2 separate regions of the Homo sapiens genome follow, and region 2 is linked to region 1. A link is an interaction called in ENCODE POLR2A ChIA-PET data of the cell type or tissue named here. Cell type or tissue: OCI-LY7. All regions are shown on one strand. Each heading gives the region's core, and the rest is flanking DNA. Links, peaks and the distances in the headings are about the cores only.

Region 1 (16,037 bases), core at 8,731-11,230:
CAGAGGGTAAATTTGTTAATTTATGAATCTATATTGACACATCACTAGCACCCAAAATTTATAGTTTACATCACCGTGCCCTACATTCTATGTATTTGGACAAATGTAGAATGACATGTATCTATCATTGTAGTATCATTCAGAGTATTTTCACTGCCCTAAAAATCCTTTGTGCCCCACCTATTCATTCCCTCCCGCCCCTAACCTCTGGCAACCACTGATCCTTTCACTGTCTCCATAGTTTCGCCTTTTCCAGAATGTTATATAGTTAGAATCATACAATACCTAGCCTTTCAGATTGGCATCTTTCATTTAGTATTATCCTCCATGTCTTTTCATGGCTTGATAGCTCATTTCTTTTGTGTGCCAAATAATATTCAATTGTCTGGAAGTAACACAGTTTATCCTTTCACCTACTGCAGGACATCTTAATTGCCTCAATGGTTTTACAAATAAAGCAGCTGTATCCATCTATTTGCAGGTTTTTGTATAAGCATAAAGTTTCCAACTCCCCTGGGTAAATACCAAGGAGTGAGATTGCCAAATCATATGGTTTTACATACACATATTTATTTTTTTAAGAAACTACCAAACTATTTTCCAAAGCGGCTCTACCATTTTGCATTTCCACCATCAGTGAATGAGAGCTCCCGATGTTCCTCATCCTTGCCAGCATTTGGCTTTGCCAGTGTTCTGCATTTTGGACATTCTAACAGTTATGTGGTAGCATTTCATTGTTGTTTTAATTTGCATTCCCCTGACGACATATGATGTAGAGCATCTTTCATATTCTTATGTGCTATCTGCATATCTTTCTTCAGAAGGTGCCTGTTAAGGTCATTAGTCCATTTTCAATTGGGTTATTTTTAATTTGTTGTTTAGTTTTCAGAGATCTTTGTGTATTTTGGATAACAGCTCTTTATCGGATGTGTCTTTGGCAAATATTTTCTCCCTGTCTGTAGCTTGTCTTTTCATTCTCTTGACATTTTTTCTTTTATAGAACAGAAGTTTCCATTTTAATGAAGTCCAGCTTATCAATTCTTTCTTTAATGTATCACACTAATGGTGTTATATCTAAAAAGTCATTACCGTACCCAAAGCTATTTAGGTTTTCTCCTGTTTTCTACTCCAGGATTTTTATAATTTTGCATTTTATATTCAGGTCTATGATCCATTTTTAGTTAATTTTTGTGAATGGTATAAGGTCTATTTCTACATTCTTTTTTGCATTCGAATATCCAGTTGCTCCAATATCATTTTTATGAAAAGACTTTCTTTGCCCCATTATATTGCCTTTTTTTCTTTGTCAAAGATCAGTTGACTACAGTTATGTAGATGGATGCCAGATTTTTATCACTAAATTTTACTTTCCTGTTTTTAGATTATTTATTGTTTCAAAATATATATATTTCATTTGTATTTCCCCAGAGGAGTTGAGGTTACAGCTAAAAAGAAAAGGAATTTGCATCTTACACAGTGTATAACATAGTAAAAATATTTCCATCAAAATTACTTCTGATTCAATTTCTTCACAACATCTGTTTCCATTGAACAAAAATAATACGCTGTCATGTATCTGGGACATACTCACACTTTCTATTTTCATGTTAGCAACACAAAAACTGTCATTATTAACTTGATGTAACTTACTGCCGCCAACACCACCTTCAGCACACGGACACTCACACTGCATACTCACAAACTGATATTACTCTATACTTGGAATGTTCTGCAAAAATCAGCAACTTCCCTAGCTCATTTCAACCAGTTTTGAATCTTATAATCTGGATAAAAAGTGACATTTTTACTCAAGCAGACACAATAAAATGTCTCTATAATGGAAAGTAACATCATCATTCTTGCCTATATTTTTCCAAATTTTCTACTGTGAGTAGGTATTAGTCTTCTAAATGGAAAAATGTAACATTTTTAAAGATAAAACAGTGTAAATTCTTTATCTTTAAATTGAAGGGGAAAGTCATAGTAAAAGAGGGACTTTCAACAAATTAGAAAACGATATTCAAAATGGATATATCTTTTACAATATCTTCCCTGATTAGGAACATCCCACTCTTAACAGTACTTTCTACTAATTCTTTCTTTTTTGTTTTGTTTTTTTTTTTTTGAGACTGAGTCTTGCTCTGTCGCCCAGGCTGGAGTGCAGTGGCGCTATCTAGGCTCACTGCAACCTCCACCTCCTGGGTTCAAGCGATTCTTGTGCCTCAGCCTCCTGAGTAGCTGGGACTACAGGCACCCGCCACCACGCCTGGCTAATTTTTGTATTTTTGTGGAGACGGGGTTTCACCATGTTGGCCAGGCTGGTCTCGAGCTCCTGACCTTAAGTGATCCACACACCTTGGCCTCCCAAAGTGCTGGGATTACAGGCGTGAGCCACCGTGCCTGGCCTCTACTACTTCTTTAAACACCTACACATCCATTTGTACCTTATAATTTACAAGTGCTTATATACTTCTTAAATCTTCATGTTGTTTTGTATACATATTATATCTATTACATATATAATACATATATACACATATAAATTTATATATATGTATTATATAGGTATACATAATATATAACACAAATGTGCATTATACACATTTATTTTTGTATGATGTGTATATATCTGTATACATGCATGATGTATATATATATGTATACATGCATGTGTGTGTAGATATGTATATAATACTATACATTTGTATGCCTGCATATATGTGTGATTTTCCTAACTATACCTTTAAGTGTGATTGGGGAGAAAAAACATCCATTCACTCTCCCTTCTGACCATCTCCTCCAGGATTCTCCACAAGCACTTCAAACTCCAATCCTACATGTCTCTTATCCTCTTCTACTCCACCTGTATTCCCCATCTCTGTTAACTTCAATACTAGGCACCCAAATTAGAAACCTACAAGTCACCCTACTCTCTCACTTTCCATATCCACTCTGTTGCCGAATCTTGCAAATCTTAACCCCTAAGTTTCTTTTGAGCCCAGTCCCTTTTCTCCATCCCCTTTGAGACACTTTAATTCTGGTTCTATCAATTTTGAGTTGACTGATTACATGGACTTCCATAATCTGATTATTGGAGAGTTCAATTTACTGGAGTTTAAACCTAAAAGGTTTTGGTTTCTTTTATTAACTGTCCCCCCCATTGAAAAACCCTTTTTATATAAGACTTCCATGACTTTCCTGATTATTCATTACAAAAATAATGTTATTTTCTATGTAAGGTTCAATTTTGTTCATTTTTAACATCTCCGACTCCAGGCAGGGTTCATCACCTGTTCACCATCATTGACGCATGGATCGGTAGTTCCAGAAGCTTAGAGGAGGGGTGGGAGATATGGAGGCATCTACTCCTCACTCTCATTCTTCCCTTTAATAATGAGCTTTATAAGTGTGCTAGGCTCAGGGGGAGAACAAGGGAAAACACAAACATCTCTTTATTAAGCTGGGCAAGAGTACAGTCCTCTCCTTAGTTGGTGGCAACCGCTGGTATCTATGGGTTCAATAAGAATGGATGGAGAGCCCAACACTAAACAGTAATGGTCTTTTGTGAGATTCAGTCAGCCCCCCCACTGGACTCCAAGCAGGTGCTGTACTTGCTACGTTCCTCCAATGTGTCTACATCTTTGCTCCCTGCATGCCAGTGAGCCAATCAGCATGGTGGCCTCTGATCTCATCTTCACAACACGGCCAATTCTAGGACCTGCTGGCATGAGCAGGTGCTATCATTCTTACCTCAGGGAATGTGCTAAGCCCATTCCAATGTCTGTCCTTCACACTGTCTCTCTTTAATTCTTTTTCAACCAAATGGCACAGGACTGAGTCAGCAAGGTCAAAGGCCAAAAAGACCTAGAAGACTTTCAAAGGGGAAACAAATGTCAGTCTTCCTTTCTTGTGTACAGTGTCAATATTTAAGAGTGATTCTCTTGTAGCCCCTCCCCTTGGCTTTGGGAAGGGAGCAGCCTTTCTCCAAGAATGCTGAACTCCAAACAGCACCCAGACTGTGCCCTATTACTCTTGGCATATGGGAGGGTAAGAAAGGAGTTTTTGGTAGGACTAGTTTTGATTTTGTTATGCTCTCTAATAAGCTCAATAGCTTGTAGTTCTTTATAAGTTGTGGAAATTAAGGCTTTTGTCCTCAACTTTAGTCAATATACAACTCTTAGACCCCAGAAAAAATATATACTTGATGTCTTATTGTACCCCTCATTCATATTCCCATACACCATCTTGGTTTTGTTCCATTTATCTTTTCTGGGAAATTGTGGAAGAAACTAATTCCTTGAAAAATCAATTTTCTAAAAGCCAATTGACTAAATGACCAACTTGCCAAATTTTTCAAATTCACACATTTACCAAAAGCTTATTTTTCAGAAACCAGTTCACCAAAAATCAATTCATCCAAGGCCTTTTTGCTGAAAGTCTATTGACCAAAAGAAAAAAAATAGCCAAATTACAGATTTCCCAAATACTTGTTATCTACTTAAAGTTTATAGCAAAGTTGTTTGGGAAATTTCAACAGTCTTTAAGGCTTTGTTTTGAATTTTTAGTTTATTTTAGCTTGTCCTTAGTTTTAGATTTAATGTAAGTTTTTCTTTCACTTGTAGCCATTTTATCCAGTTAATTAAACAATAAATTTGTTAGTCTCTCAAAGTCGGATGTCAACTTTGTGCATGGTTCACATCTCAGACATTAGGCACTTCTCAAACTTTTGAAACACATGAAAAACATTCCTTGAATTGAGCCAGACCAAAAAAAAAAAAAAAAAAAAAATCTGTGAATTCTAAGTGGTAAAAAGGCAACAGAATATTGTATATGTTTTAACAAAATCCCCTCAATTGTTTATAAAATTCTTGACATCAAGATATGCATACTTGTAATTCAAAACACACTACAAATAGGCATTTCCAAAAGCCTGAGACAGAAAGTACAGAAAAATCCAGACATTAATAAACTTTGCCTGACCACAGTAAAATGTTTGCCACCGAAATCAAACTACACTAAAACTTCATCATAGCCAAATATAATTTCACAGAAATCTTCAAAAATTGTTAAAACCATTTTTTTCCATAAGAATTGCCTAAAACTTTGTAAATAGGTAAAAAAAAAAAAAAAAAAAAAAAAAAGTAACTTTTGGTAAATTAGTGAGTTTGGCAAGTTTGCCAAGTTGGGTGTTTGATGACATTTAACTGAGTATAACAATGAAGTACACAACTCACATCAGGCCTGATGTTGATTCAGAGGACTGAATTATAACCAAACTGCTTGGGAGGGATGCTTTATGTTCAGCCAGCATGAGAATATGAGCTCAATATGTGCCTGAGAAACCTTTCCATGCCTAGGAACATACATTTTTAGCATATGCAAATGACAAAAAATCTATACAAAGGAGGTTATATGCAGAGAATTACACAGGGAAGAATGGGTGGTCCACTGTGGCAGGCACAGGTCTAGCAGGGGCAGAATCTTGTGTGTGTGTGGAGGGAACAGAACACTGGCAATATCTTGCTGAGTTAGCCAGATCCAAATTTTCCTTGGAAGACATGGCAGGGCCAGCTTCCCTAGGCAAGCTTAAATCAAGTAGGAAAAAAAAAAGCCTGGCTGGAAAAAAAGTAATAATAATTAAAATACTAGCTACTTTTCACCAAAAGGCTCCTAAGTATCTAGCGTTGGCTATGAAAAATATCAACTTAGGCTTACCCTAAACAATATATTCTTAAAACTCAAAACTTTAAAATCTGTGGTGCTTAGCCTCACTAGACAATCCCAGGTGAGTACATGTTCCTCTCCTGTGACTTTCAACAGTCCCCTACTTACATTACTTGGGAGGATGGCAGTAAATTTTTAACTCCATAATAGGCATTTGCTGCCTACCAAATATGGAAAAAATAGGCAATACAACATGAAATGAATGACAACATATTCCAACTAGGACACCTCCTATCTGAGGAGAAAGGAACAGGAGCTCAAGCAAACAAAAACTCACGGCAAGTGAGCTCAAAGTATATATTTTGATGCAGTTTTTCCCCCTTTCGAAACAGTCTCACTCTGTCCCCCAGGCTGGAGTGCAGTAGTGTGATCTCGGTTCACTGCAACCTCCGCATCCGAGATTCAAGGGATTCTCATGCCTCAGCCTCCCAAGTAGCTGGGATAACAAGCATGTACCACCATGCCCTGCTAATTTTTTGTATTTTCGCCATATTGCCCAGGCTGGTCTCAAACTCCTGGCCTCAAGCCATCCTCCCACCTTAGCCTCCCAAAGTGCTGGGATTACAGCCATCAGCCACTGTGCCCAGCCTTTGATGCAGCTTTTCAAAATTAAACTTATTCCCAGTCTTGCTGATTTCTGCAACAACGTAATAAAATAAACATGGGATTTTCCTAAAGTGAGAAATGCCTTGTAATTTATTTTCCTGGACGCTGGCTGCATGGCCCTTCTGGAGTACCTGGGGGTATGGCCACAAAGCACTGGGGAGGCGTGGGGGCACTGGCTACAGGTGCACTAGGTCACCTGGTGTGGCATCATCACAATAGCTCTGGGAGGTAAACATGACTCAAGTTTTACAGAGAGGAAAGCTGGAGTTTAGAGCACTTGTTACTTGCCCAAAGACACATTGCTAGGAAGTGACCATTGATATTTGATTGTACTTCTACCACTGGCATTTGATGGTACTTTGTTAGTTTGCTGTATGTACTGAATTCTATTTGGCACAGAACTTAAAATAATAAAACTGCATAGTATTTATTCCCCACTCTCATCCCATATTTATGTGGGTTTTGTTTATTCACTTCCCCTGGGTCTTTACATTTCTAGGTAGGATGCTCTAACTTGTAGCTTACATAAAGGGCATTATCAAAATATTTTCCTCTTTTTTTTTGTTATTTGATATTTCTCCATTTTTCAAATAATCCTGCATATTCTAAGTATGAACTATTAGATTTTGTAGCGTCTACTATTTTACTTTATAAGTTCTTTTATTTTTTAAAAAAAGAGTTTTTCTAAATAACAGTAGGTCTACTAAAAGCTAGGAAACCTAGGATGAGTTCAGCATTGCATTGAACTTGTCAACTGGCTAATGATAAATGCTAGAGAGGTGTGGATTTCCTTCTCTGTAGACTGAAACACTAGGTCAGCAATCTCTCTTCCAGCTCTGTCTTTTTCTCCATGCACCCTGGATGGACAGGTAACCTAATTTGCTTCTTACTTACAAGGAAAAATGCAACTGAGTGTCAAGCCTCTCTGTAAAAGCTGGTCTCTGGAGGTCACCCCATGGTGGTGCTTAAAAATGAATTAAAATTGTCTTATTATAGTAAGCAATGTTTCTTAACTCCTCATCTGGAAAACTGTTCCTTGCCCCAAATCTTTTCTCCTCAGCTTAACACTATTTCTTCTGATTCTGTTGTCAGAATACAGTTGGAATACCACTGCCAGCACGTTTGACATATGCTAGGTATTAGCCCTCACCTGCAGATGGCAAAGCTCTTTCCTCATTCAATATGTCACAGCTGCATAAGTAAAACATTGTTATCACTCCCTTATAAAGGCATAAATTGTAAGATAAATTTTTTAAATTGAAAATATTGACCTATACCACTCTGAAAATCTAGGATATAACTGTCAAATTTTTAGAGGCAGTTAATTTCTTACTGATGTATATAGCTGAAGAAATGACATGAAAAAATAGTTAAATAGGATTAGTATAAAATATCCAAAGTATCCATTGTTTGAAAGTTTTCTCAAATTTATGGGGCTGAAGTTCATATGCATTTTATTTGGTTTTGTTCTGCTTTATAGGAATGGATTCATCTATTTTTAGAAGAGTCAGAGATGCGAGGAGAAAACGAAGCACTTGCTATGCTTTTAAAAATATTTGGGTGTATATGTGCTCATAAAGTTGCAAAATAATCAACATAAAATTTGGTTTTTTAAAAATGAGCATCTTTTCTGCAAGTTTCTTTTAAAAAGCAAATAACTTAATATCAAATATTTTTCCCTTAATTTACAATTACTTGAATATCAATATAACTAATTAGAAGCACTTTTTTCTTATTAGAAATATAATTATTTATCACAAAATTGATGTCATTACCCATTTTAGACAAATCTATTCCAACATGGTCTTGTTGTGCTAAAAAGAAAATAAATTCCAGATTTTCTGTTTTCTCTGTCTTCATTTTTCGATGTATTTTTCCTTTCAAGAAATACAGAGCTTCTGTTTATGAGAGATGCCTCATCGTTTTTCAGTTTAATTGCTGTGCTCACTTTTTAAATTTATTTACACATCCAATGTTATGCACATATTTCAGATGTTAAAAACGTTCAGGCCCTTATCCTTTCATCGGTGTCCCTTTCATCAGTTTAAGTGAAAAGTAAAGAAAATGGACCCAAGAACAGAGTTCTGGGGCTGTTTCCACGCCCAGGAGTCATAACTTCCCATCCACAAAACCTCTCAGGAAAGCTTTATTGTACTAGCTTCAGCTCCTGGCTTCGTTTCTCCTCCATCAGACACAGGCTTCAGAGGTGCAGCAAATCTCAAAGCAGCTCTTACCAACCATCTCTCTGGTAATAGTCATAGCCATTGTTTTTAAAAGGCTGAAAGAAAGTAGATGGCTGCCACAAAATGTGCCCTATCTGGTACTCCCCAATCCACGTTATGAAAAGGCCACATGATAGACCCAGCAGCTAGTAGAAAGGGTTGTGAGTTTGTATTTGTATGAAGAAAAAGAAGGAAAGAGAAAAGAACACAAGGGTATATTTCAGACAGGCAAGTATGAGAAAGGACAGCTGGAAACAGCACTTGGCTTTGACATTTGGGTACTGCGCTTCAAAGATTAGGAGGCATGTCCTTGCCTTGGGCACTGTTAACGACCTTATTGGCTGTGAGTTAATATTTGACAAAAGGATTTGAGCCAATATTAGCTGGTTGTCCTGAACGGGAACTCTTCAGCCGCTTCCTGAATACTTAGGGCTAGTTGGGATCAGTCAGACAGGGTTTGCACAAGTTCTGACTGATCAAGTCTTAATCAAACCAGAAGAATGAGAGCAGACTGGTCAAAACAAAAAGAAAACCAGAAAAGGAAATATTTTCCAGTGTAAATAGAAATTTTACTTCTACAAATTGATCAAGAATATTTTCAGATGATATTCTTTGGTGTTTGATAGTATTTCATAAGTTACAACTAGATGACTGGTTTTATTTTTAAATACTTGCCATTGTTTGTTGTGAGACATACATTATTTGCATTGAATTTTGATTTTTTATGGCCCTAATTCAACTTCTATCTCTTCTTTAGCCAGTGATTTCTTAATTAATGGTTGCCAAAAAATGAAGAATCAAATCTGATATGGGCGTACCTGGTCCTGAAACTTTTGTTTTGCACCATTCAATCAGCTGACTAAATTGCCATTAAAAAAAAAATTCTAGTATGCTTCTAAGACACTATAAATAATCATGACAATATCTAATAAAAATAGATGTCATATCAGAAAACCACAGTGGAGTTTAAACTTAGTTTAGCAAAATCAACAACTTCCTCACAAGACTGATGAACTGCAGTTACGTGTTTTTAACAAAAGCATTTCTAGCAACCAGATAAGCAAGTGTCTTCTTGACATAGACGGATGATAGCGCATGTGCCAGAAGCCAGTGGAAAATAGGAGCTGTCATCTAGAAAATGACAGAGCCATTTCGAGTCCCCCTAGATTAGCACTCCATCTTCAGCTGAGCAGATATACTATTAGTTGAAGGTCTATTGCCAGCAAATCAGAAGCAAGAGGGCAGAGCCCTATCTTTCTGAGATGACTGGAATCATCAGAGGCTCAAAGGCAGAGAATGCACATGATGACATCCCATCTTTTTGTAAGAGTTGTGCCATAAGAAGCCAATCAAATAAAAGTTTGATCACATACATCATTAAAAAGTATTAATATTTTCACCATAGAGACTAAACAGTATTCAAAAACAGTGTAAACTAGAGTAAATGTTTTTCATACCCTGTGTCATTCAAAACTGTCTTGCAGATAGGTACCTGATTATAACATTACAGGCTTTGCTACTTAGCTTTATGTAAATAACTGAGCGTGAGGATATTCATCTTCTCAGCCTCATGTCACTAAATAAACATTGTTGGACTGACCAGCGTCTAGAGAGGTAACTCTGAAGTTAAAAGGAAGGTCCAAAGTGCACTAAATTTAGCAAAACAGGTTTTCAGTGCAGCTGGTTCTGTCTTCAGCAAAGGCTTTTCCAACTTGTCCTGGAGCCCTCTGGGGACCACCTCTTTGTGTCTGTACTTAATGGCTAAGGATAATATGTTTCTCCCAAGTGGTCCTCTAGCAAAGATGGAGCATTGCTATTCTGTTAATGGCTAGATACTGTGTGGCACACTACTTATAACGCTGGTCTAGTGCCTGCTAGGCAGAGTGCTGCCTCGTGGTCAGCTACTAGGACGTAGCTGATTTCCAAGGATCAACTCAGGCACCATCAAGGAGGTCAACTCAGAACCATGTGGTCATGAAGACGGCCTCCACATCTGAAAGTGAAAGTTTCCACTGGACACTAATGGGCATACCAACAGTTGTGCTGCAAAACAAAACAAAACAAAAAACTACCTTATACACATTTTGTCTTAATGGCCTGGGTTAGTAAAAATGAAAGAAATACGTTTAAGTGTTCAGAAGCTAAAAATAACAAAGAAGCCAATCTCCCAGGGAAGAAATGACTGCCTTCCACTTCTGGGTAGTTAACAAAGGCATTTTAATTCTAACTTGGAGTTACATGAGGTGATAGTCTGTGTATAATTTAGGACCCTCTGGAGCTACATGAGGTGCCAGTTGTGTATAATTTAGAACTCTCTGGAATCTCCTTACTCCTATCAGGCCAAGAAATGCTACACAGATATTTCTAATTAATATTATAAGCCAAATAAAATCCAATTACATTGATGAAGCAACTTTAGAAAGAAGTATTCTTCTGACTACGTATTTTGCCTGTAATGACATTATTTATCTACAATGTAATGGATAAACAAGAAAATCCCCATTTTTGCAGCATTATCATTTGATTTCAGGTCTGTCAGTTTATATCACACAAAAGCCTCCTTTCCCCCTCTCTCTCCCACGCTTTTCTTTTTGTCAATGACATTCCCTGCGATGAGCATTCCAAAAGAATAGCGTTTGCTTCTCTCGTCAGCTTGGTTTTGTCAGTTCTGAACACAGGGTCTTGCTTTGCCATTTTCAAGGTCTCTTTCAAACCCTGGATCACAGCTGGTGCTTCAATCACGAGTTCACACCATGAAGAAGCTGGCAGTTGATCCCCAACCAACTCTGCGGAAGATATATAATCTCTTTCATGGCACACAGTGGAATACGCCTTTCATTTCATCCCTGAGAAAGACTGCATCCTTCACAAGTCCTTCTTGACAAAAATATTAATAATGTCCCAGCCTCCTAAGGGACAGGAACATTTTGGGGTTTGAACTGAAGTGACCTTAGCTTGTCAAGATGATTTGACTTTAAGAAACGCAACAGTGAATCCTGTTTTCTATTGTGATTTTAAAATCTGCCATAGTAATAAATTTAAGGACATTTTAATTATGGTTATCATGACTAAATGTGCCGATATGAATGAGTGGAGGTTTTATAAAAGAAATATGCTCATATAATGGAATTAATATTCTTCCCCAATGTACAATGTGGAATTTGTTGTAAATCATTTTCAGAGAATCTGTTTAAGATAATATTCTCAATGCTTAAAAAGTGTTTTATTTATACATGGGGGATGAGAATGAAAGAAAAATATTTAGTGACCAGGTAGGAAGAAAAGCCTAGCAATGCTAGACAGATGTGATTTCAGGATTTATATTATTATCTGAAATCAACATTGAAAGTTAGTAGGCAAATCAGAAAACTGAATTGGAATACAATCATACATAATAAGAATTAAGGATCTGAAGTAAAATTCTCCTTCCTTTGCTGTTAACTATTTTTTTCACATTTTGTGGCTTTACTATAGTATTTGTTTAGCAATTAATGTTCTAAGTTGTAACGCATTCAAAGAAATTAAGCCTCCCTCAAATACTGGTATAGGCTGAATCTAAATATGCCAAATGAGGCAGAGAAGTGGTAGATTAGATGCCAAAAAATCACTTTGACCTCAATTATCCAGGTAGTATTTCAAGAATCACTTTGCATGGCCAAAGAGCGTGTAATCTAGTTGTCTTCAGCATAATCACCATCTTCTATGGAAAACCATCTTTATACATTATACCATCTTCCATTCACAACCAAATCAGAGCCCAAGGTTAAAAACATAATCTCTCGGTGTCTTCAGGGTGAGAATGAGCTTTAAAGTCCCATATTTCTTGGGTAATTACTCTTATTATTAATGTTATGTGTAGCAGAAAATGAGCATTTTAAATACCGCATTTGTGAACATAGATGTTTTTCAATGAAAAAAAGCTATTTTGTAAGGTTACTCTAATAATGACCAGATATGTATTCTTATGTCACCACATCTGAAATTTGACCAAAACCAACAATTAAAAATATCACCAGAGGTGCTGGGGGAGGGAAAAATGGGAAGTAGTTGTACAATGGGGATAGCATTTCAGCTTCGCAAGGTAAAAAAAGTTCTGGAGATCTGTTGTACAACAGAACTACTGAACTGTATGTTTTAAAATGGTTAAGATGTTAAATTTCATGTTATATGTTTTTTAACACAATTAAAATTTTGTCAATATTTAAAAAATACTATCAAGGGGCAAATTTCCCTGGAACTAGGCAAATGGGCTAGGTGGGGTGAATTATCTACTTGCAAAAGCCAGTTTTAATTTATATGTGGCATTTATAGAGAATGCTGGTAAAGCTGCCAGAGGGGTCAAGGAAAACAAGCAACGAGAAGATGATCAATGCCTTTGTCTCCTTGAATAATTTTGATTTGTGCAGAATGTCAGAAATCACCTCTCAGAAAAACCTCTTATCATGAAAAATATGGCTGGAGAATCTATGAAAAACATTACTCCCTAACAAGGCTTATTGATTCTCAACACCATCATTGCTTAAACATTGACAAGGCCAAGTTTCTAAATGTCAGATATGCAACAAGGACTGCTTGGATGAAAGTACAAGAGAGGGAAAGATGACTTGTTGAGCTTGCACTGAGTGCTTTACACGTGATATTTCATTTAATCTTGTGAGGTAGGTACTGTTAATTCCCATATTTCCAAAAGAGGAAATTGGATCTGGGAGGTTAAGAAACTTGTCCTATTTCACCAAGAGAGAACTGACATCATTAGAAATGGAACTCCAATTTAAAGAGTCTGATTCAGTTCAATCTTAATTTTCAGTCTAATCTTAATTTGTTACACCATTCTGGAAAGTCAAAAGTGAAATTGAAGGAGAGAAGTATAACTAGTTTCTCCTGCCAGCTTTCATACTCTATGATGGTTGTCATACTCTATGACGACTCTCTATGAACCCCGGTCCCCAGGACTCTAAGCCAGCCTTCTTGAGTGACCATCTACCCATCACTGAACTGCATTAGTCATTATCTTATAATCCATCCTTTCAGCAACCAATCATCAATATCCTAATTCTTAGGCACAGAAAAGAATCTAACAGTCTAGTGAGAAAGCTGCCTGTATACAAAGGTACCTGTCACAATGGGAGTATGCCCAAGGTTCCATGTGGGAAAAATTAAAACACCAAAATGGAGGAAGGAGTTAAAGGAGAAGGAATAGATGGGATATAGTACCTACAACCAGGGGCAATGAGAATTACAAGTGTGTTTTCCATCTTCCAAGTCCAAGGCCATATCCGAGGTCCACCTCTGAATTTTGTGAGCAAGATTCATAAAATTTTTTGGAAATTAAGCAGTACTTAGCATTTTAATTTTTGCCATATTAGTATCTGACACTGACCAAATGACAGACCAAGAATATTTCTTATTCTGTTATTGAGGACTAAATAGGGTTCTTACTTAGAAATCAGGTTGTTGAGGGGTGGGGAGGTGGTGGCTGGTAACAGGGAGATGGGAGCATAAGACTCTATTATTTGTGAAAATCCAAATTTCTTAAGTAATCTTTGTTGGATATAAACTGACAATGTGACCTTTCCCCTATGCATACTGTAAATGTATAACATGGTAGACAACTAAAGCTTCATTCTTTTGTCTTCTTTCATTATTCTTTCATGAATTGGAAATACATCTTCCAATTTTGTATCATGTTTCATATATAAAACATGACAAACCTTGTAATATATAACCTATATAATATATAACCTTGGAATATATAACCTATATTTTATATAATATTATAATATAAAATAGATATCACATAATTTTCCTACCAACTTAATTAGGCCTCCCAAAAGGATTACCTTAAATACACCAAAATGTGATTTGTTGATCATACTTGGGAGAACAGTTTTAAAACTCCCCGTATTGCCTTGGGCTTTCTTTGGATTTCTTGGGTCTGATTTTCACAATAAGTTACAATAGATATGCTGATGGGGGCCCGTGGAATAGGGAGCATCACTGGACAGATCCAGGCTAAGGAAAGCTTGCATTGCAAGTGGGTGATGCTGAACAACTCTCAGGGGGAAAAACAAGAAGAAAGCTAGAGAGGTTCACCAACTATAATTAGCTCCATTAAATCCCTTTAACTGAATTTCTAACATGCTGTTTAAAGAATGGAAACATTTATGGGAAAAGGTAGCACACCCCTTTTTGGTCACTGTTATTGGATGTAAAAAGCAAACTACATTTACAGGTCCCATGGCTATCAAATCTATTTTCTCAAAACAAAGTTTTCTTAGCATTGTTTGTTATCCAGGAAATTTCACAGCTTTAAGGGACCCAGACTTCAAAGTCAAGGAAGTGAATTTGGGGCATGGAAGACTGGGGGCACCGAGTGAAATTACCCATCAGCATTAAAAAATTACTAGATTTTTTTTTCTGGTCATTTGTTGACCGCAGAGTCAGAATAGCTACATATAATTTTGAAAGCATGCATGTATCTTTTTAAAGACGCATAGATATATTCATTCGCTTTATCATTTCATAAAAAATCTGGCCGATCAGACGAATACTGTTTATCAGTTGTTGATGGAAAGAACCTTCCTTTGCTAAACATTGTGTAGGAACAGCAGCATGACCCTTGGGTCATGGGATAACACTTGTGCACTCATGCTCACAGGGGCCTTTTTTTGTAAGTGGCACCTGCTGTGAGGCTCTCCTTATAAATACTGACTGCCTGCAGCAAATCACATATGTTTTAGGCACTAGAAAAACCGACAGGAAGTAATCACTAAACGAAAGACAGAAACAGTAAGGGGTATGTGGGGGGAGGGGGAGAAAAAAAGCCTCCAGTAACTGTTTGGGGGATGTTTGGAGGAATTAATTTAAAGTGTAGAGTATAAGTAGCCTTGCTGTGCTGCTCAATTTGGCCCAGACCTCAGCTCAGCTTAGCTGAGAAGGCACAGGGCATCTAAGGAGGATGGGACGTCGTTACCTAATATGAGTGGGGGCATCAGGCTGGAAAATCCCTTTCATTAGTTTTGGTAGTTTGAAGTCCTTAACAATTTTAGTTGTTCTTGTTATTTTGTGGCATTTGGGTTTTTCCATTGAACACCTTCCCCATGATTTTAAGTGTGAAAATAAATGCTTTTATTGTGGTGCAAACCTTCCTTATTAGCCAAAGACCACTTCCCTTTATGCTTCCAGGGGACTGCCCCCACCACCTGGTGTACTGAACGTTGGATGTTAAAAAAAAATCATGCTTGAGTTTATCTTGTTTTTACACCAGTTTATTTTGAGTGTATTTCAAAGCCATATAATAACATTATTTTATAGACTTCCAATTAAGTGCTAACAAAGAAAATATTTGTCTACTCTCCATTCCCCCAACAATTTCTGGACCTCATTTCAAAGAGATGCATGTTACCTGAATGTTAATTGCTTTTTTTTTTTCCCAGAGAAACCAAAGCATGTTGTTTGTTTTCAGAGGAGTATTTATATTTAATA
Region 2 (16,037 bases), core at 4,577-7,076, 220 kb after region 1:
CATCCTTACCTCTGAGGACACAGGGACACAGAGAAGAATATGAACAAACAGACCTTGCTTAATTCCCCCTTAATTCTTAATTTTTATTACCATTAGATCATGCCCTTTTGTCGTCCAATCACACTTAATCAAACCTCAGCATAAAAATCTCCAAGTTTCTCTATTTCTTTAGGCCTTCATTTCTTTATGAATGCTCTCATGTCACATAAAACTTATATTAAATAAATGTGTATGCTTTTCTCTTGTTAATCTGTCCTTTGTTATTAGGGCCCAAGCCATGAACTTAATGATAGATTAAAAAAAAAAAAGTTATTTCTTTTCCCCTCCAAAGGTAACTCTTACATTCAAACACATCAACTCAAGATGGGAGGCAATTTTATCTTGACTAAATCCTTCTGGAACTACGGACACCAGGAAAGGAAGAAAGGCCCTGTGGCTTTTCTACATGACATAGAGCAGATGGTCAGCAAACTCCCCGTGGGCAGTGAATTCACTGTGCTCGGACAAGTCAAAAAAGGTTAAACCAACTAACACCATGAAACAAATGAAAGAATGCTACTTGAGTCTTTGTGAAGTCAAAGTTTCAAATAAATTGTTCAGTCCAACAGAATAGTTGCTTTCTTTTCATTGTTTTAACCTGAGGGAAGAAGAAAAATAAATCAATGTCAGATTTTTTTTTGAAACCACTTCTGGTAGCTGGGTAAAATATATAAAGAAAATGAAAATAATCATTTGCTTGTGGGAAGAGAAAGCCAATAAAATAGAAGCTTCCTTCTAAGAGTACATTGCTAGGGTTCAAGACACATTACACCCAAGATATGGTGCCTTGGCATATTAAATATTTTAAGCTGAAAGAATTTGAGAAAATAGTAGAAGCAAGAAAGTATCCCAGACCGTCTCCCACCCTTCTCTTCTGATGCAGGTCCTAAAACCTAGGAAGGATTTTCTAACCTTTCCGTGAAGCAGGTCGTTAAGACACTCACGTCAGAGGTTCCCTGCCTACACTTAAAAGAAAGGAACATCTTTATCTCCGAAGGCATAGGGACACAGAAAAGAATCTGAGGCAGATGTTGCTGAGTTCCCCAACCCCAAGTTTATTACCATTAGATCATACTTTTTAACCCAATCATACTTCTTCACAACTATCCACTTACTCATCCAGCTTAGCATTAAAACATACACAGGTTGGCCAGACGTGGTGGCTCACGCCTGTAATTCCAGAACTTTGGGAGGCCGAGGCAGGCGGATCATGAGGTCAGGAGTTTGAGACCACCCTGACCAACATGGTGAAACCCCGTCTCTACTAAAAATACAAAAATTAGCCTGGTGTGGTGGCACACGCCTATAGTCCCAGCTACTCAGGAGGCTGAGGCAGGAAAATCATAGGTTCAAACCTGGGAGGCAGAGGTTTCAGTGAGCCAAGATCGCGCCACGGCATTCTAGCCTGGCAACAGAGCAAGACTCCATCTCAAAAAAAAAAAAAAAAAAAAAAAAGAGAAAGAGTCCTTGTCTTTTAGAGATGTATACTAAAATACAGTTGTCCCTTGGTGTCCATGGAAAATTCATTCCAAGATGCCCACAGATACCAAAATCACACCACTGCACTCCAGCCTGGGCAACAAAGCAAGACGCTGTCTTAAAAAAAACAGAAAAACAACAACAAAAAAAACACTGGTTTACCTGTTTCTTCAGGTCTTCATTTCCGTATGAAGGTTCCCGTGTCACATAAAACGTGTGTTAAATAAGTCTATCCTTTTCTTTAATCCATCTTTCCTTATAGAGGCCTCACGGTGAACCTAGCAATGGGTGAGGAAACGATATTTTTCCTCTGTCACAATACATTGGTGTTTTTGTTGTTGTTGTTGTTTTGAGACAGTGTTGCTCTTGTCACCCAGGCTGGAGTGCAATGGCACGATCTTGGCTCTTTGCAACCTCCGCCTCCCAGGCTGAAGCGATTCTCCTGCCTCAGCCTCTTGAGTAGCTAGAATTACAGGCATGCACCACCACGCCCAGCTAATTTTGTATTTTTAGTAGAGACGGAGTTTCACCATGTTGGCCAGGCTGGTCTCGAATTCCTGACCTCAGGTGATCCGCCTGCCTCGGCCTCCCAAAGTGCTGGGATTACAGGCGTGATCCACTGCACCCGGCCGCAATACATTGTTTAAAAAGGAAGTTTAGAGATATTTTTTTCTCCTCTGCGCTTCCCCAAAAGCTATGAGGTACACAAACTGTATCAAAATAGGGCTGCTTTCTGGATGTCATGTTTTAAATAGTACTATACATATTGCCGGGCGCGTAATCCCAGCACTTTGGGAGGCCGAGGCGGGTGGATCACGAGGTCAGGAGATCAAGACCATCCTGGCTAACATGGTGAAACCCCGACTCTACTAAATGTACAGAAAATTAGCCGGGCGTGATGGCGGGCGCCTGTAGTCCCAGCTACTCGGGAGGCTGAGGCAGGAGAATGGCGTGAACCTGGGAGGCGGAGCTTGCAGTGAGCCGAGATCGCGCCACTGCACTCCAGCCTGGGCGACAGAGCAAGACTCCGTCTCAACAACGACAACAAAAAAAATAGTACTATACACATGCGTTCCAAGTGTTTAAAGGCCCATTCAATGTTTTAAATAAAAGCAATTTAAGGAATGGATAGAGAGTGCACTACTAAATATAGCAACATAATTACTTTCATGTAAATTATCTCCTCTACATAGTGTTAGAACAATGAGAACAAAAAAATGTTTATACTGACAAAATTTGAATAAGTAGAAGAGGTGGATTTGGTTCAGAATGTCCATAACTTCATCCATAGACAAAGAGTAGGGAGCCCCTTTAATTTCCTTTGCATTTGGGGAGTTTTCCATGGTGCATTCAGATCATGTGTCCCTGCGTGATCAGGTAAGAGAAGGCTAGAATTACTAATGATGAAAGGAGGCAGCACAAGAGCAAGATGCAAAACAGCTCTTCCTTTTCTCACCTCATCTGGATGGATCTGAATTTCAACCATCATTTTGTTCTCAAAGTGATGGTGGGTCCATTTTCCAAAAGCAGGTTAGAGACATTGCAAATTAAGTTCTACAGATTCTTTCTCTTAAGTGCCAAAGAAGAAATGTGATGTCATTATGCTGACTGGCTATTTCGTCCTGCCTATTTGTATGCACTTCTCAGATAATAAATTGAGGGCAGTTTAAATTAAACATCATTGGCCAGGTGTCGTGACTCACGCCTGTAATCCCAGCACCTTGGGAGGCCAAGGTGGGTGGATCATTTGAGGCCAGGAGTTCAAGTCCAGCCTGACCAACATGGTGAAACCCCATCTCTACTAAAAATACAAAAAGTTAACTGGGCGTGGTGACAAGCGCCTATAATCCCAGCTACTCGGGAGGCTGAGGCAGAAAAATTGTTGGAACCCAGGGAGTGGAGGTTGCAGTGAGCTGAGATCGTGCCACTGCACTCCAGCCTGGGCGACAGAGTGTGACTCTGTCTCAAAAATAAAAATTAACCATCATTCAGCAAGCATCAGCTATTGTCCAGGTATATGGAAATAATAAACCCAGAGGTCTTGTCCTTGAAATAATTTTTTAGAATAGAAAGTTGGAAAGCTGTGATTTAAAAAAAAAAAGTTTAATTATCAGAATAATGGGGTATTAAGGTTCAGGAGTAGAAGTGACTTCTAATACTGTGTTGTCTTTTAGGTAAATGCAGGGATTGACCCAGAGCCCTCAGTAGACTTCAATTTAATATTCTCTAGCATAAGTCAACATCTGGAAGTCAACACTGAGCACTGCACCTGAGAAGCTGAACAGGAGAGTTGTCAGGAGATCATGGGTCTCTGGCACGCAAACTAGGCCATTGGTTAGGCCATTGTTTTCCTTTACTGCAAGCTTCCAAAAGTCTCCAGAAAAGAAAAACTATGCCATTTTACGGAAAATTTGGGAAACAACAGCAGGATCAGCATTTCATTTCATTAATATAGATAGTACGGAGACCAAGTACAAACGCTCTTGTTTTTAACTCGAGTTCATAATTTATTTAGATTTCCTTAGTTTTTAACTATGTTCCAGTATCCCATTGATGTAGGATATTTTCTTGAACGCTTTATGGGACTCATGACAGGGATGCCCCATTTACTCAGTCCACCATGCTCCACCCCCGCCGAAGGGAGCACGTAGGTAATGGAGCGCAGGAACCAGCTGGCTGCTTTGGCAACAGCAGACGCAAACTCTGTGTAGGCCCTGCGGTGACGTCCGGGTGGGGGTGACCCTAAGGCCCCAGAGGTGTATTACAATGCTCTTTTAGCTCTGCCGTCCACAAACAGCAGAGTGTTATCAGCTCAGTAAGCCTTTTTCCTCATTGCGTGGGGTGGCTGTCCTCCACCAGCAAGGGCAAAGGGCCAGTGTGACAGCCTTTTTGAGTATCCGCATTTGGTGGTTCTGAATTCTTGTCTGGTGCCCAAGAAGAATGAGGTCATGTGGATGAATTGAAGGACGGTGAATGCAGAAAACTTTATTGAGTGATGAAAGCAGCTCTCAGTGGAAAGGGGAGCTGGAAAGCGGATGGGAAGTGCAGGTTGCTCTCTCCTGAAGTCAAGTTGTCTGTCTGCTTCTCTCCTCCAAAGTCAAATTGCCTCTCTCCAACATCCAGCCATTGTCCCTGAAGTCAAGTTGCCTCTCCTTGATGTCCAGCTGCTTCTCATCTCTACCAGCTGAGTTGCAGATCTTTGTAGGCACAGGATGTGGGGCAGGGCGTGGGGTGACTCATGCCTGTAATCCCAGGACTTTGGGAAGCTGAGGCAGGCAGATCACCTGAGGCCAGGAGTTCAAGTGCAGCCTGGCCAACATGGTGAAACCCTGTCTCTACTAAAAATACAAAAAATTAGCTAGATGTGGTGACGTGCACTTGTAGTCCCAGATACTCAGGAGGCTGAGGCAGGAGAATTGCTTGAATCCGGGAGGTAGAGGTTTCAGTGAACTGAGATTGTGACAATGCACTCCAGCCTTGGTGACAGAACAAGACTCCATCTCAAAAAAAAAAAAAAATTATTCAGAAAGAACCAATCAGGAGAGAGAGGGCAAACAGGGACAGAAGTTCTCACTTTGGCCCTTGGGCTTCAGGCTTTTCAGCTTGAAGGTGGGGCGAACCTGCCCATTTGCCTAGAGTTTCTCTCGCCTCTATCACCATAAAATATTCTTATACAATGAAAAGAATACAGGAATATAGAAAGAAGAAAAACTATTTTGTGTTGACTTACCTAGGAAAAGGTTAAAGGCAGCTTGGATGTATGCAGCACTCAATTGGCTGACCTTACTGGGAAAGGCTTAGTATAGCCTTTCACCTATTGCCTGCTGCCCTTTTGGGTCAGGTTCTTCCCTGGGGTGAAGAAGAGATGTACAGTGAGCAACAACACCCCAAACATGAAGTCACATTGCTCCAGGTCACCCAGAAACACAGTAACTCTGAGTTGACTACAAACACACTCTTGCTTCCTTAGGCCAGCCCATGGTGGTTAAGATTTGTTTGGTAGTGAAATCTCTCAGGCAGTATGACATCCTGGGCCTTGTCCCACACAGAGAGCAAAAGGAACTGTGAAATAGTGACAGTCTCATTAAGAGAATGGTGTTTTTTCAGTGGAACATCAGTCACCACTAAATAATTGTTATAAAGGAAATGTAGCTCCTACAATGGGGAAATTCTTTCAGGACCAGTCCAAAGGTGAGAGTATATTAGCAATAATCTAAAAATGAGAATGCAATTATGAAATAATCTCTCCCACCCCCAATCCCACCCTCCCACGTTCTAAATGTTTTCTTTCCCCCAAAAAAACTTCAGAACAGTGGTCCCCAACCTTTTTGGGAACAGGAACCAGTTTTTCAAAAGACAATTTTTCCACGGATGGGAAGGTGAGGGTGGAGGGTTGGGTTGGGGTTATCAGGCATTAGATACTCATGAGGAGCATGCAACCTAGATCCTTCACATTCACAGTTCACAATAGGATTCACACTCCTATGAGAATCTAATGCCGTGGCTGACCTGACTCGAGGCTGAGCTCAGGTAGTAATGCTACTACCTTCCCTTCACCTCCTGCTGTGAGGCACAGTACCAGTCTGCAGCCTGGGGGTTGGGGATCCCTGCATTAGAACATAGTCTAAATTAAGACAAACACACGAATAAAAGCAGCATCATACCACCACCTGCAAAGTCATTTTTCAACTACAAACCCACATCCCATTGAGCCCAAAATGCAGGGGGTGGGGGGTGCAGAGGAGATGAAATGGTTAAGAGCAGGAAGGGCAGATAATACCTAAACTTCTGATAGGAATGATGGTGCTTTCATTGAGATAGGAACTCTGGACGAAGACTAGGTTTGGATAAGAAAGACTATAATGAGAAAGAATCAGGAGAGAGAGAGAGAGAGAGAGAGAGAAACACCCTGAAAATAGAGAAATGGAAACAAATGATAAAACCACAACTGAGAGAAAACAGTAAGGAACTGATGAGTGCATATAGGTTGAATGGTTAATCCTAAAGAAAAAAGAACACTGATTCCTGTGCATTAGGAAACTCCTTACTCTAAGCTAGAAAACGCCTTCTTTTAAACTAAGGGACTAACATTTGTTGGTGGCTTTGCATGTAGCTAGCACTGTGCTTCAGCACTTTCTTGTACAGTTCACCCTTGAACAGCATGAGTTTGAACTTTGCAAGTCCACTTATACATGGATATTTTTTCTGCTTCTACCACCCCTGAGACAGCAAGACCAACCCCTCCTCTTCATTCTCCTCCTCACCCTACTCAGTGTGAAGATGGCAAGGGTAAAGAGCTTTATGATGATTCATTTCCACTTAATGAATAGTAAATATATTTTATCTTCCTTATGATTTTCTTAATGTTTGCTTTTCTCTAACCTACATCATTGTAAGAATACAGTATATAATACATATAACATACAGAATGTGTTAATCACCTGTTTATGTTGTAAGTAAGGATTCCAGTCAATAGCTGACTATTAGTAAATTTTGGGAGGAATCAAAAGTCATATGAGGATTTTTAACTGGGCAGGGAGTGACATCCCATCCCCCAAGTTGTTCAAGTGTCAACTGTACGTTCGGAAACTGTTTTAAAAAAAGAGCAGGTTATCAAATGATAGTTTTTATTTTCTATGTGTCTACAGAACAAGAACAGTGACTGATATTTTAAAAATAGAGAGTGAGATTAAGAAGATGGTTACACTTGGGAGTATGCTTTGGGGAAGGTGAAAGGAAAATGACTAGAGATAAATAAAAAGAATGCCAAGTGGTATTTAGTGTTCAAAGCTGGATATGCATGGGTCAATGTCTTAATTTTTTTTAGACTAACTAAATATCATGTTGACATATTCCAGGGTCTATAGCAATTAGAATGGAAGAAAATTGCTTTCTTTGTTCTTAAAATAATTTTATCCTTAAAAAGCTAAACTCAAGGCCAGGCGTGGTGGCTCATGCCTGTAATTCCAGCACTTTGGGGGACTAAGGCAGGCAGATCACGAGGTCAAGAGATCAAGACCATCATCCTGGCCAACACAGTGAAACCCCATCTCTATTAAAAATACAAAAATTTCATGGTGGCCTCATGCCTGTAATCCCAGCACTTTGGGAGGCCGAGGCGGGTAGATCACGAGGTCAAGAGACTGAGACCATCTTAGCCAACATGGTGAAACCTCGCCTCTACTAAAAATACAAAAAATTAGCTGAGCGTGGTGGTGGACACCTGTAGTCCCAGCTACTCAGGAGGCTGAGGCAGGAGAATCACTTGAACTCGGGAGGCGGAGGTTGCATTGAGCCGAGCTTGCACCACTGCACTCCAGCCTGATGACAGAGTGAGACTCCATCTCAATAAACAACAACAACAACAACAACAAAATTTAGCCGGGCGTGGTGGCGCATGCCTGTAGTCCCAGCTACTCGGGAGTCTGAGGCAGGAGAATTGCTTGAACCTGGGAGGCAGGGCTTGCAGTGAGCCGAGATCACGCCACTGCACTCCAGCCTGGCCACAGAGTGAGACTCTGTCTAAAAAAAAAAAAAAAAAAAAAAAAAAAAAATCTAAATTCAAAGAACCGAAAAAACAAAACAGAAGTAGCTAGCAAGCTTCTGAGTCATTGCTTGAAAGTATGGCAGATTCTGAAATAGGTATCCTTCTCAGGTCAATAGGTTAAAGACTAGTCTGTGTTAGATTGGTTCAGATACCCTGCAGTATTCCCAAGGATTTGATTCTAAAACTTAGCAATACCAGAAGATACAATTATTACACAACTCCATGAGCTCTGATAACTGAAGCGTTTTGTGAATCTCTGACAGGTAAGTTGCAAGTGAATAAAAGCAATGTAATCAGATTTCCTGAAAATGTTACATATTCCTGCAAAATTAGTTTTACAATAAGCACTCTTGTAATAGCCAATTGGGCAAATAGGCTTATTCAATTTAACAAACATTTACTAGGCACAACTGAGTGGGAAGCGCAATGCTAGACAAAGCATTACCCCCTACAGGGGCTAACCTTCATGGAGGGCTTACTATGCACCAAGTACTGTTCTAAGTTCTCCACAAGTGTCCGTCTCAATAAGTGCTTAAAACAACCTTATGAAATAGGTCTAATCCCAAGTGTACAGAAAAGGCAACTGAGGTGTGCTGGTCACTCTCTGCTTTTCTGAGGCTCAGGGCAGTGAAAGGCACACTTAGAGGAAGAGCAATCTGTCTCTCCTTGTTTATCCCACACTCACTGTAAAAGCTTTAGTAAGGAAAGGGAGCTCAGAAGTTGCCAGAGGAAAAAAGTGAACTCTTACATAAAGTCTAGATGTTGAGAAAATGGACCAATTCTTATTATTGTATCATATTAAATCATATCATATCATATCATATCAGATTATCTCTTTTTTTTGTTGTTTTGTTTTTTACTTCTTTTGAGACAATGTCTTGCTCTGTCACATAGGCTGGAGTGCAGTGATGTGAACACGGCTCATTGCAGCCTCAATCTCCCAGGCTCAAGCAATCCTCCTGCCTCAGTCTTCTGAGTAGCTGAGGCCACAGGTGTGCACCACCACAGCTGGCTATTTTTTGTTTGTTTTTTATTTTCTGTAGAGATGAGGTCTTGTCATGTTGCCCAAGCTTGTCTTGAACTCCTGGGCTCAAGCAGTCCTCCTGCCTTGGCCTCCCAAAGTGCTGGGATGAGAGGCATGAGTTACTGCACCTGGCCAAGATTATCTTGATTGTCATAAAGATATATTTAGAAGTGTCACAAGCAGCCTTGGAAAAAAAATTGTCTTGTTAACTATATTGGTTAATGGGTAACTGCTACACATAACGTAATCTTTGTTTTAACCTTAAATGTTTGACGGTAGTGTGAGTGCTTCTGATGAGGACATGGAAGTGAATGTGTAAAAAGCATGTGATCGGCCGGGCGCGGTAGCTCACACCTGTAATCCCAGCACTTTGGGAGGCCGAGGTGCGCGGATCACAAAGTCAGGAGATCGAGACCATCCTGGCTAACACGGCGAAACCCCGTCTCTACTAAAAATACAAAAAATTAGCCGGGCGTAGTGGCGGGCGCCTGTAGTCTCAGCTACCGGGAGGCTGAGGCAGGAGAATGGCGTGAACCCAGGAGGCGGAGCTTGCAAGTGAGCCAAGATGGCGCCACTGCACTCTTGGCCTGGGTGACAGAGGGAGACTCCGTCTCAAAAAAAAAAAAAAAAAAAAGCATGTGATCATCCACATTTTATCTCAGGCTCCTTAAAAAGAGGAAAAGGAACTTATGTCTACTAAAAATTATTGTGTGTGAATGTCCTACAAGAGTTCTAGGAGTTACTCTACTATCAAGATGTTTAGGAATTTGTCCATATTGAACAACATTCCTTCCTTAAAATGTCTGGCTATCATTCCATATCATTGTTGATTTCAGATTATTTAAACTCCATCAAAAACACGTCAGCTACCACTTGCAGCCTCAAGACTATACAGTTGTCCCTCAGTATCTATGTGGAATTGTACCAAAATCTGCACATGCTCTGTCCCTTGCACAGAATAACCTAGTATTTGCATATAACTTACACACATTCTCTCATATACTTTAAGTTATCTCTAGATCACTTATAATACTTAATACAATGCCTACACATCACCACATTCACGTGAATTCAACACAATGCTCGGCGGGTGGCAAATTCAACTTTTGCTTTTGGCAATTTTGTGGGTCTTTTTTTCCCCAACATTTTCAACCCGAGGTTGATTAAATCCATGGATGTGGAACCCAGGAATGTGGAGGACCAACTGCATACACAGATGTTACACCATTTTTAGAGAAAAGCTTGTACATTTTCAAAAAGTATTTGTGGTTAGTTTATTAACATTATTTAAATAATAACACAACCAGAGTTGATTTGCTGCCACTACCTTGGAAATATTTAAACATTATTAAAACTAAGCTACACATTCTAGTTTTATCTCTAAAATTAATGCTTTTAGGCTCAATTTATGCCTGTCAACAAGTAATGATCATAGATGTGAGCTGGCTCATAATCCAGAGGTACTAGGTTACAATGTGTTACCATGGAAACTGTGTTTTATTGCATTCTCTCTTCTTGATTTAAGGCATTTGACAATCATAGCAACTGTTTGCCAGTCTTCTCACATCATAAAAAATTCAAAACCACAAACAACCAATAGAAAAAAAAAAAGAAAAAAAGAAGGAATATCCTCTACTGTTCTCAGACCCCTCTAGAAACATAAAAAGGAAATGACAGCCTTATATTTAACACGAACCTTTTGTGAATAGTTTATCTCTTAGAAAGTCTAAATGTGTTGGAAAATTCAATCAGTGGTTAGTCATCGAATGGACCTGTCTGCCTATGGTTCATTTTGTTTATTGCATCATATATCTTTTATGATCACTGGGACTTTAGCCTGAAACAGCATTTTCTTTAACAAGGACCGTGTTTCCTTTAACGTTGTTTATTGCATCTGAAACATTACTCTTTGAAATCATGGTACATTTTCCATCGAGCAAAGGTCTGCAACCGAATCTTGCATGAATGTGTTTATTCAGGAGCTAGAGCAGAGGGGGAAAAAAAAAACCACCTTATCCAGTTCATGTAACATTAATCACTTTGCCAGTGTTCAGCTGAGGTCATTGCCACATTCCTAGCAGTATTAAGGCAAGTCAAGATTAATCACATACATTAAACCTTGGAAGGGGAGCACGTGAAAGGGATCTCAAATTAGACATGTCTTAAAAGACAGAGAAGGGACTGTAGCTAAATGGGTTTACCTTGCTGCAGTCTGTCTTGGATATAACTTGCTCGCTTTTACCACATGTAGTCATACAACTGCTATGAATCTGTAGGCCTTTTTCCTATTTCTGAAAGCTTATAAGTCAAATTTAAGGTCTTTCTGAGCATTCAAAATAAAGACTCATTCACCAAACATCTTTTAGTACATACTAAACACCAGGCACCTGCTAGGAGCTGTCCATGCCAAGATGAATGAGACATAGCCCTCCCTCTCTCTGCCTCCTCCAATAAGTGCATAACCCAACCAGGAGCACTAATACCACTAATACCATGTGCACTGGGAACATGATTTGGTGTGAGTACAGAAGGGAGAATGGCTGATTGTGATGGGAAATCAGAAAACACCGAAGTTAACTTCAGACAGGGAGAAAGATGAGAAAAGCAATCTAGACATAGGAAACAACATAAAGCCTTAGTGAGTGTTCATAGACTGATGAGTAATCTGTTGGGGCTGGGGCAGAAAGCAAGACTGTGTAGGAGAGTTGGAAGGCGTGGTAGAAGATGAGATTGTACAGTATCTTGGAGCCAGATTGCAAAAGTCTTTGAACATGTACTTTATTCTAAAAGGAATGAGAAAACTGTGAAGAATTTGAAGCAGAAAAGTTAGAATAATCAGATTGTATTGGAAAATGATTATTTGGGGCAAAGGCAGGTTGGATGGCAGATTAGTTGGTAAGAAACTAGAATCACTGTCTCCAAAGTGGAAGAGAGTACAAGTCATCCAGAAAAGCCGTGATAACAGCTTAAACCCATAGAGTGGAGAGAAACACTGTGGAGCCAGATATGACAGAACTAGTCAATAGAGTTCCGGAAGGGAGCCAGAGGGTGGACGGTGGAGCAAAAGGAATCTAAGAAGATGCCAAGGGATTTGGTTGTGTCAAATAAGCAGATGATAATGCCATGGACCAAGGCATGGAAGGTCATGGGAATGGTGATTTCTGTTAGGATGTTATGGCACTCATGAGTGACAACAGGGCTGGATACATTGATTTGGGGGTCATCAACTTATTCTTGATTGTTTAAGTCATAGAGGAAGATAAGACTATTACAGGCAAAAAAGTAGAAAAAGAAGGAGAGAGAGTCCAGGGAATATTTTATGGGAGAAAAACTATTTCCCATTTTTTTGTGATAGTTTTTACATTAAGAAAAACATTAGAGGCTTGAGGAATTTTTATGTTTTTTTTTTCTATTTACAAAGTAAACTTGAGACATAGAATAATAATTTCTTAAAGACAAAATTTGAGAATAAATATTAGATTGAAAATATTTTATATTGGTTGCTTATATATAATGCAATCTGTATTTAAGATGCTAGTGGGCTCATATTTATAGAGTAATGTTTCACATAAGAGGCTAACATTATTTTGAACCATTGCAGCTTTAAATGTTCATAATATGCATATTTAAATATGTGCTTATATTGTAGGTGACAGATTTATACACTTCCCATGTCAACCATCCTACACTTTCATTAAAGATTTGCTTATTTTTAAAAATACATTTTATGCTCCCATAAAAAGAGGAAATTAAATCGTAAAAATACACACAAAGTTAGTGTTTACAGTCTAACTACTACTGACGCAAGAACCATCTGAGTCAGTGTTGTCTTTCCCCAGTTGAGTGTGGAGAGAAGGCCCAGGTTAACAGCTTAGTCTCTGCTGATGGAGATTTGAATTGCAATGACTGAATTTTCACTTAAACCTAAATATAACAAATGTGAAGTACGAAAGTATGATCTTCTAATAGAGCAGAAGACTGAAATCATATTCATCCGTGCTTTGCCTCATCTTTGTTAATACTGAAAATTAAGAACTGTTAATCATCCAGTAGCAAGAAACCATTGGAAAAATAATAATTTTATGTTAAATTCAGAAGGAAGATTTATACTTTTCAATGAGTTTTCTGTGAACTCATACAATAATTCATTCATTCATAAGTACTCACCAAGCAGCCATAATGTGTCAGATGCTATGAGTGGATAGAAGTTGGTGACACAGGCTGGGCGTGGTGGCTCACGCCTGTAATCCCAGCACTTTGGGAGGCTGAGAAGGGCAGATCACGAGGTCAGGAGTTGGAGACCAGGCTGACCAACATGATGAAACCCCGTCTCTACTAAAAATACAAAAATTAGCCGGGCATGGTGGCGTGCGCCTATAATCCCAGCTACTTGGGAGGCTGAGGCAGGAGAATCGCTTGAACCCAGGAGGAGGAGGTTTCAGTGAGCTGAGATCGCGCCACTGCACTCCAACCTGGGTGACAGAGCAAGACTCTGTCTCAAAAACAAACAACAAACAAACAAACAAAAAAGAGAAGATGGTGACACAATCCTTGCACTCAAAGAGTGAATACTCTACTCTTTGGGAAAGGATAAGATAAATTCTTAGGTTGCCATTGTGATTGGCTGGACACACTGTGTTTTGCACAACTTCAGGGGGACCCATTTACATATAGATTACAATGTAGCCCCGAAGAGACTCTAACCCTGCCTTAAACCAATTGGCATACCCATCTCCCTGGCTACAGTGAAGAGCTCAGGGATGAATGTGTGACCCAATCAGAGCCAATGAGATGTGAAGAGATGTTTGCTGAGACTTTGGGAAAAAGAAGCTCCCTCACTCTTCCTGAGAGCTCCCAAAAGGAGCTCATGGTTAATGTGGTGTAAGGATGTGAAATCAGAAATTGCTTTGGGTGTTCTGCAACCAGAAGTCATGAGCTTGGAGTTGTTGAGGTCTGTCATGTGGAACCTGAAGAGAAAGGCAGAAACAAGGCAGGCAGAATGGAGGGAAGGAGCACTCAGCCCCTTAGCGACATCACTGGAACAGTAGGTCAAGTCTCCTCCAAAGTCAAAACTATTTTGGCTAGGCTCGGTGGCTCATGCCTGTAATCCCAGCACTTTGGGAGGCCAAGGCAGGCAATTGACGAGGTCAGGAGATTGAGACCATCCTGGCTAACACCGTGAAACCCCGTCTCCACTAAAAATGCAAAAAATTAGCCGGTTATGATGGCACGTGCCTGTAGTCCCAGCTACTGGGGATGCTGGAGGAGGAGAATCACTTAAACCTGGGAGGCAGAGGTTGCAGTGGGCCAAGATCGTGCCACTGCACTCCAGCCTGGGTGACAGAGCAAGACTCCATCTCAAAAAGAAAAACAACAACAACAACAACAACAACAAAAAACAAAATCAGAACTATTTCATGTGCATGAGCCCTTTTTTGCTTAAGCCAGACTGAGTGGAATTTCTTGTCAGAATTGTGAGAATGCTGACATAGTCACCAAATTAACACCTTCCCTGTATCTAATTTTTGAGCCCATTCAGGTATCTATTGGTCTACGTTCTTCCAGATGTACATTTCAGCTTAGGGTGAAATAGATTCAAGTGGAGTCAATGAGAGAATGGATAAGCTCATCTTTGAGAGCTTAACCTAAGCACAGAGGTAGAGCCAACTTTCTAATCCATCAATTCTCATTCAGCCTGATTCAGAGATGAAGACAAAGAAAATGGATATTAAAAAGAAGTATTTAACATTCAAAGCTAACCTCCCAAGCTGTCTTGACACTATCTTCCTAGAATTGGAGGCTTTTTGTTTTTAATGTCCTCAATAACACATAAGAAAGTGCTCAGCATTTGTGTGATCCTTAATAAAGATTTGCTTTAAAATTTTTGTTTTAATTGTAGTAAGATATACATAATATAAAATTTACCATTTTGACCATTTCTAAGTGTACCATTCAGTGGCATTAGTACATTCATAATTTTGTGCAACCATCCATCCATCTCCATTACTTTTTCATCATTTCAACCTGAAACTCTGTACCCACAAAACAGTAAACAGGCCAGGCGCGGTGGCTCACACCTGTAATCCCAGCACATTGGGAAGCTGAGGCAGGTGGATCACGAGGTCAGGAGTTCAAGACCAGCCTGGCCAAGATGGTGAAACCCTATCTCTACTAAAAATACAAAAAAATTTTCCAGGCGTGGTGGTGGGCGCCTGTAATCCCAGCTACTCGGGAGGCTGAGGCAGAGAATTGCTTGAACCCAGGAGGCAGAGGTTGCAGTGAGCCAAGATTGTGCCACTGCACTCCAGCCTGGGGGATAGATCGAGACTCTATCTCAAAAAAAATAAATACATAAAATAAAAATAAATAAATAAAATAAATAATAATTCCTCTTTCCCCCTCCCCTCAGCCTCTAGTAACCTCTATTTGCCATTCTGTCTCTAAGAATTTGCCTATTTTAGGTACCTCACATAGTGGAATTATACAATATTTGTTCTTTTATGTCTTATTTTACTTAGCATAATGTTTTCAAGGTTAATTCATGATGTAGCATTAAGACTCATTTTTAGGGCCAGATGTGGTGGCTCACACCAGTAATCCCAGCAGTTTAGGAGGCCGAGGCGGGTGGATCACCTGAGCTCAGCAGTTTGACACCAGCCTGGCCAACATGGCAAAACCCCATTTCTACTAAAAATACAAAAATTAGCTGGGTGTGGTGGCGTGCGCCTGTAATCCCAGCTACACAGGAGGCTGAGGCAAGAGAATTGCTTGAACCCAGGAGGCGGAAGTTGCAATGAGCCGAGGTTGCGCCACTGCACTCCAGCCTGGGTGGGAGAGCAAGACTCCATCTCAAAAAAAAAAAAAAAAAAAGATTCATTTTTAGCCAAGCGCAGTGGCTCATGCCTGTAATCCCAACACTTTGGGAGGCCAAGGTGGGCGGATCATTTG

The links. ChIA-PET counts read pairs that join two places held together with the same protein. Peaks named below come from ENCODE experiments on the same cell type or tissue, not always from the same donor. Only the 100,000 strongest peaks of a DNase experiment are listed, where the experiment ranks them.
Region 2: POLR2A ChIA-PET joins it to region 1 with 5 read pairs; 1 of 35 experiments calls an interaction of 5 or more read pairs at or near these places.

Annotation. Positions count from the first base shown.
Region 1 is chr5:125,005,784-125,021,820 of GRCh38, reverse strand. No RefSeq gene overlaps it. Among named protein-coding and RNA genes, the nearest start is that of ZNF608, 270 kb to the right of the region's middle. RefSeq lists silencers at 9,538-9,738, 15,200-15,249. In OCI-LY7, for the core only: no CTCF peak of the experiment used is centred there; a DNase peak (open chromatin) is centred at 9,700; H3K4me3 peaks cover 578 bases; H3K27ac peaks cover 460 bases.
Region 2 is chr5:124,786,175-124,802,211 of GRCh38, reverse strand. It overlaps LOC105379156 (a long non-coding RNA gene), which reads right to left and starts at 5,346. Exons shown (of 3, transcript XR_948725.2): 1 at 5,249-5,346; 2 at 1,681-1,796; 3 at 114-637. RefSeq lists a silencer at 6,071-6,190. In OCI-LY7, for the core only: no CTCF peak of the experiment used is centred there; a DNase peak (open chromatin) is centred at 6,131; H3K4me3 peaks cover 860 bases.